2 separate regions of the Homo sapiens genome follow, and region 2 is linked to region 1. The links are chromatin loops, found by intact Hi-C in ENCODE. Cell type or tissue: OCI-LY7. All regions are shown on one strand.

What was found. Peaks named below come from ENCODE experiments on the same cell type or tissue, not always from the same donor. Only the 100,000 strongest peaks of a DNase experiment are listed, where the experiment ranks them.
Region 2: it touches region 1 in a loop (9-fold over the local background); 62 of 110 quality-filtered maps call a loop at or near these places.

Annotation. Positions count from the first base shown.
Region 1 is chr13:91,721,410-91,723,909 of GRCh38, reverse strand. All of the region lies in intron 3 of GPC5 (glypican 5), which reads right to left. Among named protein-coding and RNA genes, the nearest start is that of GPC5, 320 kb to the right of the region's middle. In OCI-LY7, no CTCF peak of the experiment used is centred here; a DNase peak (open chromatin) is centred at 1,419.
Region 2 is chr13:91,373,872-91,376,371 of GRCh38, reverse strand. No RefSeq gene overlaps it. Among named protein-coding and RNA genes, the nearest start is that of GPC5, 23 kb to the left of the region's middle. In OCI-LY7, no CTCF peak of the experiment used is centred here; a DNase peak (open chromatin) is centred at 1,071.

The DNA of each region.
Region 1 (2,500 bases):
AGTAAGTTGGGCCAGGTCACTATGGGGGCAGAGGTAATGTCCCAGATACATTAGATTTGGATTTTATTTTTCAGACTATTGTACTATATTAATAACTAATGGGCAAGGGAACAGAATTATCAAAGCCCTGTTTTAGAAAGATCTGCTATAGTCATTGCAATCAACAAAGGGACTATTCCAATAGGTGAGGTAAGAGAATATTGGAATAAACTCAGAACCAGTGAAATCAGAGAGGAAAAGGGAAAGTTCCTTTATGAGTGCAGTGAATGGTATTTGACTAGGGGTTGACTCCCTATATAAGGTAAGAATGAAGAAGTTAAAGCTCTTGGTGGTTTTAAACCTAGTAATCGGGATGATTAAAGAGCCAGACACTGATATATGGAAGTTAGAAGGTAGAACAAATTTAGTTTATGGTGTACCTGTTTTTTTTTTGGAGGGAGAGATTAATTCTCATTTTGAGCTTTAATTGTGAGGTAATTTCTAAAAGACAGCTCTAAATAATAGATTGGAGATCAAAACCAAGTTAATGAATAGAATTGCATGCATAGAGCCAATAGTTAAACCCATGCAAATAGATGAAATCATAAAATGTATATAAAATGTAAATGGCAGAAGGAAAATCTTTCAGATGCAGGAGAAAGAGAACTCGTATAATATACTGTCCCCACCCCACAAAAAAGGAGGAGGAGAAGAGCTTTTACTATGTTGCTACGTTTGTATCAATAGAAATGAAAAAAAAATAAATAAAAATAAGTGATTACAAAATATTATGCCCTAAAACTATGAAACAACTGCCATCCAAATAGTAGATATGCTACATTCAAGGTACAAATAATTCCATAAGCCAGGTACGGAAAACATATAAAAGTTATAACCATAATACCACTTTTAAAACACTAGTACATTCTAGTATTGCAACAAGGAATATTTATAGGAAGTTATAAATTATTAAGACTCCATAAAGCACTGCCTTTAAACAAGCTACCCATAAGGAAAATTCCAAATTTGTACAAGGTGCCCAGTTCTTGGGGAAAACCAAATAAAGTAATGTTAAGGTTAAGTAAGAGAGGAAACACATACTATCTCTGCTTGGCAAGAATTAGAGGTATGTTTATGCTATGGTTAGCAAAGAGTAAAGAAGGTCTTCTGTTTAAAGTGTTTACTTGGAGGCATGGATCCTTTCAGTTTTCCACAAGTTGCTTCTCCACATGGATTTCTGCTAGATATTGTCATAAATTTTCCCATTCTAACTCATATTATATTTTGAATTAAGGAAAAGAATAAGGAGGAAGAGGCAGAGGAAGGGAAAGACAGGGAGAAGCAGAAGCACGTTTTAATAATCTCCTATTGGCCCCACTGTGAAAAGAATCTTGATTCCACGTTGCTATTTTTGCATTCCTATATATTAAACCACCAGAGGGCGCTTCTGCATTTCATTCCTATTCATAATTATTAATTAAACTTACTGTATGGGTCCATTTAAAGCATTTAGTTCAGGCTCTTAAAGGAAAATCCAACTTGTAAGCCCAAGTGACAAGTGCTTAGATATGAGAAATCTTCAGAAAAATCTAGTCTTTTATGGAAAACCACCAGGCTGAGGCTGCAGGGCCAATGTCGTTAAATAAGAAATGGAAAACCAACCCATAATTGTAGACTAATTTGTCCAGACTGAGCTCTCTCAAAGTCAGGAATAGAGATACTGAGAATTGACCAAGGATTTCAATTATTTCCCCTTTTTCTCTTTCTCTCTTTTTCTTTCCTTCCTGATTTCCAGTTTTAAAGATGCCTTTGTTTAAGAAGTTCAAAGACTGAAAGCCAAATCAATTTTTGTTCTTGTTTAGCTGCAGATGACAATGTCAATCAATACACTGAGCCCTCATTATTGGTAGGACATTATTGTAGTAGATGGGAATAGAGCAAGGAACCTTCTCTCTAGGAGCTTATATTCCAGTGAGAAAACTAAAATTATGACATTAAATAGACAACTTTAAGTCTTGATGAATGTTATTTAGTTAAGAATGCATCATTGGTAGTGGAATGGGGTAGAGTGGGGGTGGGGTGCTCCAGCCAGGTGGTCAATTGGTTTAAATACTATTTTCTACTTGTTTGGAAAGTAGTATTTAGGTTATGTTCTGAATAATGTTAACAAACAGCCATGGGAAGATCACAGGGAAAAACTTTATATGCAGAGAGAACAACTCTAAAATAGAAGAGAAAGAAAGGCCACTGAAACTGAAAAATGCCACATAGTACTGGGGAGCCTAGGGGGATGAGGCAAGAGGCAGACTGGCCAGATCATCGGGTAGTTTCCCACATGCTCTGCCAAGGGCTAAATTTGTGTTCTAAGTGGGCTCTGAAGTAACTGGAGAATTTTGAGCATGGCAGTAACATGATCTCTTTTATGTTTCAAAAAAAATATCACACTGGCTGTCATTTGGAGAGATGTATGCACAGGGCATAAGAAAATGGACAAGAGGCTGGGCACGGTGGCTCACGCCTG
Region 2 (2,500 bases), 350 kb after region 1:
GCTTAAACAGGTTTGTTTATTGCTCCATCCTCAGCACATGGACTAACAAGTGTCATGTAATAGGCACTCCATGTTGAATGCATGAACATGAAGTTGGGATCATCTGCTCTCATTAAGATATCCTGATATTGATCACTGATGGCTCTGTCAGAACGGAGACAGGAAAGATCCAGTTTTAGCATCATTTTAGACACGCACAAACAATTCCCACATTTCCTCTTCCTAATATAGTAAATACCATTATCCCACTTATAACTGAAAATGTGCTTACACTTCCCCAGAGGCCAGCAACACAAAATCAAATCCAGCTACTCTGTAAAACTGTATGTCCAGGATCTCTAGAGAAGCACATTTTTCTTATTCTGATGAGCATGTGACTTGTCATGTGTGGCAAAGGTTGACTAAATTGTAAGTTTAACCCTCCTGTGTTCTGGTTATCTATTGTTGAGTCACAGGCTACTCTAAAACTAGTGACTTAAATCAATGACATTCATTCTGTTCATAAATGTGCAATTTGGGCAGGGCTTGGTGGGGACACGTTATCCATGCTCCTGTTGGAGTTAGCTGAAACAGCTTGAAAACTGATGGCTGGCATCATCTGAAGGCTCAGTTATTAACATTTAGTTGATGCTGACTCTCAGTAGGACCTCTGCTGCGGTCATGACCAGAATCCTAGCACACGGGTTCTTCATGTGGATACTTAGCTTCCTCAGCGCATGGTGGCTTGGTTCCACCTTAAGAGAATCAAGCAGAAGCCTCATCCCTTTTATCTCAAAAGTCACACAGTGTCACCTTTTCCATGGCCACTGACCTACCCAGATTCAAAGAGAAAATATAGACCTGTACACCTACTGATGGACAAGTGTCAACATTGCACCATAATAAGAGCACAAAGGATGGGATATAGATTATTGTGATCACCTTTGGAAAACATACTCTTCTACCTTCCAAAATACCAAACATGCAGTGATGAAGACAGGCAAAATTAACCAGTATTTGAAAAAAGTGAAAGTAAGACAATAGTGGTTTCATACCTTATACCACCACCCTGTGGCCAGGAAGAGCAAGGCCCATATTTCTGATCACTGTTCCTCAGCCTGCCAAACTTGGGCCACCAGTTATACTTCCCCAAACTCCCCGCCACCCTCTACCCCACTACAGCCTTGTTAGAGAGGAGTTTAGGGAATAAGTCTCCATCTTTGACAGCTCTCTTTTTGTTGTTGGTGGTTCTGAAGCTCTGAGAATGGACTTAAGACAAGTGGAAGAAATTAATCAATACAGTATTACCTAAAATCTGAATTGCTGGTCCATTAGTTTTCTCTTAGTTCCACCAATTAAAATGCTGGTTCATGGCCTGTTTGCCCTCAGAAATGCTCGTTGCCTTTTTGCTCTTCTAAATTTGGTGGTCTCTTCATCAGGATCCTATGTCATCTACCTTTTGTTGGAAGCAAGGAGCGAGGGTACTCCTCCCTCTGCCTTGGGTAGAATCTCTGGCCAGTAGCTGCATTTCCTTCATGACCCTATCACCTGGGTTTCAGGAACACTCCATTCTCCATTCTCCCTTTCTTCCTCCATTGTAGGGAGATGGTGCCCCACCCCCCGCTGTTGCTAATTTCTGGGTTGACATACCATCCCATCTGACTTCTCTCAACTATTCCACCACCTAAACTAAGTCCATGGTTAAATGCCCTCTGTTTCAAAACCATAAAGTTACTCTAGTGTTATTTAAGTATTCCAGTATTATTTTAGTTATCCTATCTCTGTTGCAGTTTTTGTGTATTTGTAGCTGAATCTACAAATTTTTAAAAATCAAACTAAGTCTATGTCACGTTCTCTTTCCTTTTAAACTGTGGCTTCTCCCATTTTAAAGTAAGTTAAGAATGTATTAATTTATTCACTTTCAGACAAGACAGGTATTTACTGAACACATTACAAACTATACACATTTAATAAATAATTCTCACAACTCAATGAAGTTGGGACATGACCCTGCTCTTATAGTGAAAAACAACTGAGATTCAGATAAGTTAATAAAATAGCTTATCCAGAGGTCTTTTTATTATTCTTCCCACTAAAATACACTATGTCACTGCATATCTTATTTTCACTCATTGGTCTTTATCCTGGTTTAAAATTAGCCATTTGGAATTTGGTAATAAATTTCTGGGTGTTTAGTGAGCTCCTCCAAAGTCCTTATTTATGTTCTTGATAAGTATTTTTTTCATCGATGCTTTGATAAATCAAAGCTTTTGGCTCAGAGTTAGTTACTATAAGAATCCAATTGGTACTAAGGTAAGGAAGGGGAGTTAAGGCATTTCAGGATAGGTGGACACAAGCGAATCACCAATAATTATTTCAGTTTTTCACTATTTGCATACTACTCTCATAGAACCCAAAAAATTTAATTTGTAGAAAGAACATCTACAAATAAATAAATATTAGCATTGAAATAAACCTGTTACTTGCTTACACAGCAGGCCTGTTATTAGGAAGAAATTTC